Regions from separate parts of the Homo sapiens genome. Here region 1 is linked to region 2. A link is an interaction called in ENCODE POLR2A ChIA-PET data of the cell type or tissue named here. Cell type or tissue: HepG2. All regions are shown on one strand. Links, peaks and the distances in the headings refer to the core of each region. The heading gives the core; the rest is flanking DNA.

What was found. ChIA-PET counts read pairs that join two places held together with the same protein. Peaks named below come from ENCODE experiments on the same cell type or tissue, not always from the same donor. Only the 100,000 strongest peaks of a DNase experiment are listed, where the experiment ranks them.
Region 1: POLR2A ChIA-PET joins it to region 2 with 5 read pairs; 3 of 35 experiments call an interaction of 5 or more read pairs at or near these places.

The regions. Positions count from the first base shown.
Region 1 is chr6:43,743,779-43,749,473 of GRCh38, forward strand. No RefSeq gene overlaps it. Among named protein-coding and RNA genes, the nearest start is that of VEGFA, 24 kb to the right of the region's middle. In HepG2, for the core only: a CTCF peak has its summit at 5,171; no DNase peak of the experiment used is centred there; H3K27me3 peaks cover 4,033 bases.
Region 2 is chr6:43,803,011-43,808,705 of GRCh38, forward strand. The region is part of intron 1 of LOC105375070 (a long non-coding RNA gene); the gene reads left to right. Among named protein-coding and RNA genes, the nearest start is that of VEGFA, 36 kb to the left of the region's middle. RefSeq lists a silencer at 4,582-4,876. In HepG2, for the core only: no CTCF peak of the experiment used is centred there; DNase peaks (open chromatin) are centred at 1,211, 1,651, 3,521, 4,481 and 1 weaker place; H3K4me3 peaks cover 4,008 bases.

The DNA of each region.
Region 1 (5,695 bases), core at 493-5,492, 59 kb before region 2:
CAGGACAGGTTGCATAATTTGTGGGCCCAGTGAAAAAAGAAATATGAGTCCCACATTGTGCTGAGGAGAGATCTGTGGCCTGAGAGGGGAAGGGCCCTGGCCTCTGCTACCCTGGGAGGCAACATCACAGCCAGGAATGGGGCCTGCCGCTCTTACTCCTTAACCAGTGCTCACCCCAGGCCCAGCTGTGCCAGGAAGGCCTTGTTTCCATCCTGGGCCTTCGCTTGCCTTCCCCCTGCTTATTCCTGGGCCTCCAAAAAGCTTCTCTGTCCCCCAAGCTCTCCTCTTCCAGGAGGTCTTCCTTTCCTGTTTGGACAGTTTTACCTGCTGGTTAGTCCCATGCTTCTTCCCCTTTCCAGGCTCTCTCATAGCTTTGCCCTTGACCTTCTGAGCCTTTGTTTACTTTTTATGTGAGTGACAGAGAGCAGCCTCCTTCCTCCCTTGGCCATAGTTCTTTGGGGGTCTTCTTCATCATACTAGGAGCTCTCTGAGGATAGGGCAAGCTCTCCTTTCAGACTGGGGGTCCCTGGGGTTGGAAGTCTTTCTTGGGACTCCCCCTAGGCTTCCCTTGGCAGACCCAACGTTGCACTAGAGGGGTGACTGTGCCTGGTGTGGTGCCCAGTTGGCTGTGTGTGTGCACACGTGTGTGTGTGTATGTGTGTATTGTGTGGGGAGGGTTTGCTTTTGGTTTTCCATCACCTTCCCTGTCCTTTCCTGATCAGATCCTCTGAGTGAGGCTGGTTAGGGAGATGGAGCTTGGAATGAGGGAGGAAGATGGGGTGGTATGGCACCCCAGCCCTACGTCCGGCCAGGGCTCCAATGGAGTGTGGGCAGCATGACCTTCTTCCTGGGCCTCCCGCTGGGGTGTGAGGGAGGAAGGCCGGTCTTGAGCTGGGGTCAGGGTGGAGAGGGGCAGCCTTTCAGCTGAGGTCCGTCACTCAGAGGCAGGGTCCGTGGCATTTGGCCGGCAGGGGAGAAGGGAGGGAATGTGAGGAATAGGCTGACTCAGCAGTTGCCCCCTCCCAGCTCTGGGGACAGGCGCTGGGGGAGGACTGATTGCTGAGAACATGCAGATGGTGGTGGCAGTTCCTCTGGGTTGTGTTTTGAGGGGAGGGCTGGGGAGAGATAGGAGTCAGAAACACCAGAGTCCCCCAGAAATACTGGGGAGGCATGAAAGGGAGCTGGAGGAGGGGAACCCAGGAGAGGGTACCTTTTGACATTGCCATAGCTGTGAATATCAGTGACATGCAAAGGAATGCCCCAAACACGAAGAAGGCCGCTCCTTTGTGGGGATGAGCTGGGGACAGTATGAGGAGAGGGCTTGGCTAGGGGGCAATGGGACCTGTGAGGGAGTAGAGGGTGTTAAGAGTGAGCCAACAGCCGCCCAGCCCGGCCCAGCCGAAGGGGAGGTAGACGGCAGGCCTGCTTTTGCCGAATCTAGAGCTCCTCTCTGCAACTTGATCGTAAGCTTCATTAAGGCAGAGGCCGTCTCATAACATCTCTTAATTATCTGACAACCCCTCCACAGGGCTGGGCACATATAAGCATTGTGCCCAAGTTTAATTTTGAGTATACTTAAATTATTTTTCAAGCAGTCTTGCAATATCAGGAACCCCACATTAAACTCATACCCATAATCCCAGCTATTTACTTTTCTCCTTGTACCTTCCAAAATCTTTATAGGCATGCTTACGTAAGGGTGACTTAGGTAAACGCGGCCTGAGTCAGGCTTTTCCACCAGCTTTGCCGGGTGCACTGGTTGACGGGGTGTAAGTGTGTGTATCGGGCTCCTTTGCTCTGAAGTAACCCTTGTTTGCAGGCAAGGAGAGCTGGGGGCACCCTCACTACCCAGTCTCCATGCTCTTCCCTCTGTTTACATTGCTGCCAAGCGGGCACCTGCTTCATTTATATTCTCACTTGAAACAACTCTGACTTATGCAAAAATGGACTTACTTAAGATTTACCAGAACAGAATACTAGCTTGATTTGGGGACTGTGTGTGTGTGGCAATGGCTGGTTGATTTCAGGTAGTGATTCCCAAACATTTTGAGCTGGAAAACCCTATTTTAACACTAAAAAACAAAAACAAAAACAAAACCTTCAGAGAACTCCAAAAGACAGTGATTGTATAACAGATATTCATCATCTGAGAAAAATCCATGAAGACAACAAACTGTGGTGAAGTTAGAAATAATTTGAAATTATCACATATTATTGATCTCCATAGTATCTACATAAGTTTGAAAGAAAAATAGCAAATGCATTCAGGAATATTATTCACTTGACTATGTGAGCAAAGATGTTCATGACAGCATTATAATTTAAAGTCAAATAACTAGGGTCTGTTGGGAGATATTGTCCCCTACTTGGGTACGTGACTCCACCATGTAAATGCAGCACTGTACTGTATGGAACTGTGTATATGTGTGTATATGTGTGTGTGTATGTGTGTGTGCGTGTGTGTGTGTGTGGAGGAGGGCACATGTGAAGAATGGGAAGGGAATGTATTAGAACACAGTGTTTTGCTTGTGAAAATTCAGTGGTCTCTGGGGGAGGAGGGGGAGGTAAGTGACAGGAAGGAGCTGTGCTGATGGCTGAAATCTGTGGGTGCTGAGAAGTCCTTTCTGAGAGCAAAGTTAGTGTCTGGCTTTGAGTTCTGGGGTGGGGAGAGGAGGCTGAAGAGGCAGGCAAGAGCCAGACCACACAGGTTCCGGTGGACCATGTGAGGCAGAGAATCCTTATCCTTAGAGAGGAGATGTCGTCTCTGGATGTGGTGTGAGACAGCCGGGAAGTTCCTCCCTACACGAAGATCCTTCTTGCTGTGTGTTTTTCCCCATCCCCTCTTCATTTCTCTGCATTTTACATCACTGCTCGCTGGGCCCAGGGCAGCTCAGTGTAAATCTTCAATCTGCAGTTCCAGGAACCCTGTTTCCCAACCCCCAAAATCTGGGCCTGAGGTCTGACAAGTCCCAGAAGAGCTGCGGGGATTATGAGGCAGGATGTGTAAAATCAGGGGCGTCCAGGAACGTGGAGCTTGACGGTAGCAGGAGGAGTGGAGAAGCTGGCCTGGGACTGACTCCCATTCCCCTAATTTGGCATCCTGCCCCCTCCCTTGGGGGGCTGGGAGCGGTCAGCTCCAGGCTTCCCCACGTCTCCACGGCTCCGCTGCCCGTGCTCTTCTGAGAGCAACGTGCTGAGGGAGCACTTGTGAGCCATGAGGGCAGGAGTTGGGGCAGGGGTCAGGGTGCTTTTTAATTTCTCGTTAGCAATGACAGCTGTAGAACTCAAGCAATTAAGGAGGACGACTCCCCCAGGATGCCAGAGGGCCAGCCCCCCGCCAAGCTGTGCACAGCTTCCTCCCTTCCTCCTTTTCCATGTCCCCCCTCACCCCCATCACAGGCTTCCCCTCCCTGGGCCCAGGAAGCTGTGAGCCACTGTTCAGGGGAGGAAAGGGGTGCAAAAGTTCCCCTTCCAACACTTTAGCAGGGAGAACAGAACAAAAGGAAGATGGAGGGGCTCCTGAGTCTGGAAGCTGCTTCTTCCTCCCTATGGTCCACGCCTGGGGGTGGGCCCGTCCTGTGGAAAGGGGTCCACTCTCTTCAGAGTTGGTATTGAGGATGGGGACATAAAAATGACCAAAGGTTGGCTGGGTGTGGTGGCTCACGTCTGTAATCCCAGCACTTTTAGAGGCCAAGGTGGGAGAATCATTTGAGCCCAGGAGTTTGAGACCAGCCTGGGCAACCATGGGCCATGGTTTGAGACCATGGGCAACATGGTGAGACTCGGTCTCAAAAAAAAAAAAAAAAAAAAAAAAGACCAAAGGCATAGCAATTTTTCCTGTGCTTCTAAACTGTTCTTTTTTTCTAAGATCTATAGGGCATTCAACTTCTCTTGAATTTCTTCTTCATCATTTGGCTGGAGCTTTTCAGCAGCCTACTCCAGATCCTGCCTACCGCGTGGACTTGTTCCGTCCCCACCTGTCGGGGGAGGGTACATGTGTTCAATGCTATGCTTTTATTAACATCAGTCTTGCTGCATGGGCGGGGACATGTTTTTGGGTGCAGGAGCAAAGCTTTATATCCCTGTCCAAACATCTCACTCCACCCAGCAGCTGATACGTGAAACCCTACCATTAATATTTGCCTCCTTTACGGTCATCTCCTTGTGAAATTGCAAACACTCTTGGGAAGGAAACCTCTTCGGCATGAACAAAAGATCTGACAGCTGACATTGATATGGAGTAACAGGGGTGGGAGGCTTGCTGGCCAAGATTCCCAGGGATGGGGAGGAGTTGGGGGCAGAGGGTTAAAGAGAAGAGTGGACACACTTCATAGTTTTCCCCTACTGCTGGTTAAGTCTTTAAAGCCTGGAAGACTAACAGACCAGCTGTCTTCTCTGACCTAAAAGAAAAGACATCCTTCTCATGTTCATGGTCATGACCATTGCCATCAACAGCCTCATATGGATGTTGAACACCAATGATGCCTCAAAGACATTAAACACCTGGCCCTTGCTCTCAAGATGCTCACAGCTCACTATGGGGCACCCCGCTCACTTGAGTGTGCAATGATGAGCCTATGAAAGTTTTAGAGGAAGGGCTTACATGTACCAAGTGTTATCTAAGGGAGATTAGCCAGGTGGTGGTGACCAAGGTGGATTGAGCACAGGGCAGAAGAGATGGTGAAGCTTGCTGGGAGCCCTTTGCCATCACGCAGGTGAGAGCTGAGAGGCCTCAGATAGGCTGATGGCAGTGGGAACACAGATGCTAGGACTCATAGAAAGGCATTTTGGAAAATCAATCTCCAGGACTCTGACTATGGAGAGGGTAACAGAAGGAGGAATTGAGCATCAGCCCAAGGTTCAGAACTTGGGTCCCCCAAAGATGGTGGCAACAGAAAGGGAAGTCTGTTGGAGCCATGTTTGAATGGAAGGTGAGTTCTGGTGCAACATGCTGCATTTAAAGAGAGGTCGTCCTACCCCATGCCCCACCACAAACAAGGCAGGACTGAAGGCAAGCTGTGCATACACAGAATGCAATTTTTCTGAAAGAACTTCTACAAATATCAGCAGTCCTTCAAAGTGGTCAGTACAAGAGGCCAGGCAAGTTTTCCAAAGAGCTCGCCTTTGTTCAACACATTTTTTACTTATTTATGGGATATTTCTTGTGTGTCCACTAGGTGCCTGGCGCAGTCTAGTGCAGGAGACATGTAGACTGTTGGTTTCTGCCTTTAGGGAGCTTACTCTCTAATTAGGGTGATATTAAAGTCAAACTCATAAGAAAGGGTCTGTGTATCTATGACTTCCCATCATATAGAACATAATAGCTTTTTTATTGCTGTGCAACAAATGACCACAAACTTAGCACCTCCAAATAACACCTATTGATTAGCCTACAGTTCTGTAGGTCAGAAGTCAGGGACAGTGTGAGTGGGCTTCTCGCTCAGGGTGTCACAAGGCTGAAATCAAAATGTCAGCTGAACTGAGTTCTTTTTGTTTTTGTTGTCGTTGAGACAAGGTTTCACTCTGTTGCCCAGGATAGAGTGCAGTGGTGTGATCATGGCTTGCTGCAGCCTTGAACTCCTGGGCTCAAGTGATCCTCTTACCTCATCCTCCTGAGCAGCTAGGACCACAGATGTGCACCACCACACCTGGCTAATTTTCAAAATTTTTGTAGAGAGGGGGTCCCACTATGTTG
Region 2 (5,695 bases), core at 496-5,495:
CTGTTGGCCCCATGACTAGTGCTTAGGGTTCAATAAATATTTGTTAAGCGAATGAATAAGTGAATGAATGAATGAATGAATGCTCTAACCCTGCCTTTGCTGAACTTCTAGAGATTGTGCAACCTCTCTTACACAATCAGGAGCTTGGTAACCTTGTTTGCACTCTCATTCCAAGGATTTCAGACTTGCTTTGCCAATCTTGTTGCAGCTCATCAATTCTTGGCAGCCCCACCCCTCCCAGCTGGGCCCAGGACGCACAGTAGGTCCTCAGCGCACACCCATGGGACTGAGTTGGTGAATGTAGCCTGGCTCTTGTCCTGATTATCTGGGTGACTTCAGGCAAGTCAGTATGCCTTTCGTTGTTTATAGTTCTCATCTGTAAAGATAAAGAGGTTTGTACAGATGGTCTCTAAGATTCTGTTTGACTTTCAAAGACCAGAACAGAATTAACCAGTTCAAAAGAAGAGCTGTGGGTGGGTGGGGGTTTTAGGTGGATTGAGAGAGGATGGGTGGGGGTAAGGGAGAGGGTAGTGAGGAGTTTGGAGGGGGATTAAATGGGACTTTCTTCCCAGGGCCTTGAGGACTGGGCTTTGGGGGACTCTCAGGGTGAGGTTTGATCCCTGAAGTTCAGGCTTGGCCCCTTGTTATTTCCTGCTTTCCTGGGGCTGTGGCTGTGGCTGTGGGAGACTTGACCCAAGAACGGACAGCCTCTCTTTTTCTGCTCTGCCATAGAGCAGAGCCCCAGCCTGGAACACACGAGCCCTCTGAAATTACCTGCACAGTCTTGGGGGTATGTGAATGAATGTCCTTTGGGGAAAGAAAGTCCTTATCTTTTATCAGATTCTCCAAGGGATTTCTGCCTTACAAAGTTTAGAAACCTGTATTTAGAAGGCCAGGCTGAACTAAGAAGATAAGTCATAGGAGGAGGAGAAGGAAGAGGAGAGAGGACCCAAATCCTTTTATTTTAAAATGTCTTTTCTGGACCTTAGTTTCCTCATCAGTAAAATTAGAAGTTTGGGTGATCTCTGGTAACATCCAGCATTTAGAATAATAATGCCTAATTTTACTTTGTACATTATCTCCTTTGCTCCTTTCAAAAGCCATGTGACTGTGTTTCTCATCAGCATCCCTGTTTTTCAGGTGACAACACTGAGGTCTGGTGACTCACCCAGGGTCATGCAGCCTGTGAGTGGCAGAGTGAGCCGGGAACCTGGCTGCTGGCTGAGAAATTTCAGGGCTTCTTCTTTGAGTGCCCAGCAGGATTGCAGCACCACATGGCTCTGGGGCTCTCCCACTGGCCAGTCTGGGCTGAAGGGAATGAAGTGAAGAGAGGGAGTTTCCCCTAAAGGTTGGTTGTTAATGATATTGCAGAAGAGGAAGAGGTGGTAGGAGGAACAGGTCATGCCCAAGTGGAAATCCTCAGCTCCTTCCAGCTGATCTAGAAGGCCTCCTGGACAAGGGGACACTTGGGGAGGTGGGGAACTGGGCCTCAGCTTGGGGAAAGGGAGGCATTCCTAGGCAGCGGAAAGCATCCTTTCTGGTGGGTAATCCAGTATTTATGGTGTTTTTGATGACTGGAATGCGGGTGTGGGTTCCCTATTGGACTTTGGGCTCTGCTGCAGGCCTCAGGCTGGGGAGACATTTTGGAATGTGTCCCTTGCCTTCTAGGGCCACCTTTGGCCTCACCTGCTGTTTACCCTCTTCTTCCTCCCCCTCTTCCCCCCTTGGCAGCCTGAGCTAGTGCCAGGAAATTGTTGGTCAAAGGTGAGGTCACCAAGAACCTGGAAAAACAACAGGTCTCCATTAACCTTGTTTACCTGCCAGGTAACTGTTGCTTTACAAAGGTTCTTTCGCCCCTTCTTTCATTACCTGCATTTCCTGCTCCCGTAAAAGCTCAGATCAGCTGAGCAGATTTTGGTGGGGGGTTCCTTCAAGATAAACCCTCCTGAGAGGCTTTCCACTCTTCTATTTTCTGGCATGTGGTCTGTATCTATTAGGTCATATCTCAGACTGTGTGGTCACCTGAGTTTAGATGCTGGCTGCCCAGCGAGACTGTCAACAACTTGAGGGAAGGGCTGTGTTCATTTACATTCTCAGGGCCTGGCTTCTAATAATGTCTGCTGCTTCAATGGATGGATGACTGAATGAATTAATGAATGAGTGGGATGGATGTCCTGGGTTTCTATTTCAGAACTCACCTCCCCTAGGAGGTCTCCTGGGGTTACTTCCAGCCTATTCTTTGCATCTTATTCCCATCTTTGGTCTGCCTAATCTGTCCTGATTTCTTCATGCTGTTTTTCTCAGAGTTTTTCATAAGGAACCAAAAACAACTGAGCCATGTGGCCCTCTGACAACCTCCCCAGGGCCCTGCAGACAGCAGACTCCTGATCAATGGTCACTAACTGACCAGCTTATGGGATCTGGGCCAAAGGAGAGCCAGGGAGGTCAGATTGTTTCTTGAGGTCACCCAGCTGTGAAAGAACTTGGGCCCATCCTTGGCCAAACCTGCACATCATCACTCAGACCTGGGGCTTCCTTCTGTGTGCAGAGCTGATATTTAAACACCATTGATGTCAATGCATCTATTCACTCAGAAAATATTGGGACCGTGCTTGCTCTGGCTCTCTGTGTTGAAGATGATACAGTTCCTTTACCTCAAAGAGGTCACAAACCAATCAGGGAGATGAGATATTTACCAGAGCAGTTCCTCAGCACTGGAGCCAAAGGTTGGGACAGTCAGAGAAGGCTTCCCAGAGGCGCTGGCACTTGAGGCCCTTGAAAGATTCTTAATCACTTATTTGGTGTAAGCTGTTTAAGAGAGCTTTGCTCATCTTGGTTAGTCCAAGATGTGCCTGTGACCTGTTTGTGGTCCTGGTTCACAAGGAGGAGGGACAGTAGTGGCTATCCCCTGCATCAGCACCCCCTGTTCCATCACTGCTACCGAGGGCTGCAAAGCCACAGGACTAGCTGGCAGTGAGAGGGCCCGTTGCCTGCGTGTAGACACCGGGATCAGAGATTGGCTGAGACACACCAGAGGCCCCACAGTGACCCAGGGCGGAGCAGGGTCTAGAACCTAATAGTCCTGATTCCCACCCCTGTGCTCTCTCCGTGGATGCCACCACCCAGTTGCCTTTACGAGGCCAGTGCCTTCTGTGGGTCAGTACCTTGGGCTCTGGGCTGGGTGCTGGGTGTAGCTGGGGTGGTCCTTACCATGGTCCCCCTTTTCACACGATGGGCATTGAAAGGATAGCCCAGACTGAGACCCTTGTCAGAAGGAGGTGGGGTATGAACAAAGCCTAATGATCCAGGGAGAGAGGATGCCTATCAGAGAGGGTACCACTCCCCTGGACCTGCATGCATAGCGGAGTTACCATTATTCACATGCAGGGCAAGCCTATCAGAGAGGAGTCAGAGGGAGGAAGGCTGACAGAAGTGGCTCTCTGGGATTCCCAGCTGAGGCTCTCGCACTCCCGGGTCTTGTTTTCCCTAACAGCCTCAGGGCACAAAGTCCAGTGGTGTGATTTTGTCATCTCTTCCCAGGGCAGCCTTAAAGGGCCAGTGCCTCCTCTCAGGGTTAATGATTACCTGTTGGGTCACCAATAGACCCAGGTGTCCTTGTGTGTGAAGACGGTTGGGCGGATGGGTGGGAGGTGGTGAAAGAGGGGTGGCCTGCCTGAAGAGGAGGCTGGGGCTTCCTTTAAATACATCCTCATAGAGGCTGCCTCCTGGAGCTCTCCTGGTTAGCCTTGGGTCATGAGGAGGGATCTGTCTTTAATGGCTAACAGCACAGGGAACCAACCTGTAAACCCCAAAGGGAGGGTAAGATTTATCTAGGGTGCTTCCCCCCAGCTCTGACAGGACAGATTCCCACAGTAGGAGGTGGGGGACTCTCCTAGCCGAATGGGAGGTGAGGGTATGTCTTAGACCTCAGAGGGTCAGGCCTTGGCTAGGGCAGGACCCTGGGACCCTTACTATCTCCTTCCCCTATACACATTCATGTCCCACCAGACCTGGAAGGTGCCCCAGTGTGACCCTGACTCGACCCGACCACAGTCGCAGTCTTTCTCCCATCTTCCATCTCTGTCTCACCTCCCAGCCTTGGAAAACACTTATATTAGTAATAGGCACTAATAATGATAACAAAGGCTGCCCTTTGTTGGGTCCTGGGCATAGCACGTAGATTCACTTGTAATCTGTACAAGTGCCCTGTGAGAAGGGTGCATATCACACCCCCATTTTACCAGAGGAGAAGGGAAGCTCAGCTCACATCACTGCTCAAGATCACACAGAGCAAGAGGCAGAGCAGACTTGACCCTGGTCTGTACCGTGTCAAAGTCCATGCTTTTTGCCACCATGGGTGATGGGCTGTGTGCCTGCTGTTTCCCCACCACAGTGGCTCAGCCAGTCCTCCAGAAAGCTTTCAAGGCTTACCACATCCAGCCCATGTCCCCCTCTGCTTCCTCCCCTAGTGAGAATCTATTGGCCCTGAGCTCAGCCAGGCTGGATTCATCTGCCACCACCCTGGGCTCTGTGTCTGCAGGCTGCTTCTGCCTCTGTGCAGCCCGGTGGCTCCCTAGGGGCAGGGCAGGGCCTCTGACTGGCAGGGAGGAGGCACAGAGATGGACAAGATTATCCTCTCAGGAAAGCAGCTGCAGAAAGCGCTGTTTCTCCTTCTGGGAAGGCTTTATCTCAAGCTAGTGCTCCTTTCCTCCTTGTGATTCACAGACCTCTCATGATAGTTTGAACGTGTCTTGTTTCAAGTGTTCAAATCTAAAGACTTCCATCAGATTCCTGACCGCGGCTTTTTCACAGTTATTATCTGTGTCATAACATTGCATACTTGCGGCTTATCATTTTCCAAGCTCTGCATACGGGTTTGGCAGAGCAGGTTTCACTGATCCCACTAGACAGGTGAGGAAACTGAACCCTAGAGCAGGGAAGTGACACATCTAGAACACGGCCAGGCTTGGTGGCTGAGGCCAGCTCTGCCGTCACACACTTGGCTCTCCCCGGTGCTGCTTTCTTTGCTGCCTCTGCTGTGTCTGCATCAAGGAGACTTTCTCCTCTGAGGCTGGCTGGCCTTGGAGTTATACTTTGCGCCTAGCTGCTTCTTCTATTTTTTTAAAGATGTGTTTTATTGAGGTAAAATACATGTAACAAAATGTACCCTCTTAGTCGTTTTTAAATGTACAGTTCAGTGGTATTAAGTACATTCACATCGCTGTGTAACCATCACTACCATGCATCTCTAGGACTCTTCATCTTGCAAAACTGAAGCTCTGTATTAAACACTAACTCCCCATTCCCCTCCCTCCAGTCCCTGGCAACCACCATTTTACTTTCAGTTACTATGAATTTGACTATCCCATGTATCTCAAATAAGTGGAATCACACAGTATTTGTCTTTGTGTGACTGGCTTATTTCACTTAGCATGATGTCCTCGAGGTTCATTTATGCCGTAGCCTGTGTCAGAATTCCTTCGTTTTTCACCTGGGCAACATAGTGAGAACCCCCTATCTATAAAAACAAAAAACAAAACAAAACAAAACAAAAAAACAAAAAGAAAGAAAGAAAAAGAAAAGAAAAAAGAAAAAAAATTGCTGAGTGCGGTGGTGTGCCTGTGATCTCAGCTATTCAGGAGGCTGAGGTGGGAGCATGGTTTGGGCCCAGGAGGTTGAGGCTGTCGTGGGCTGC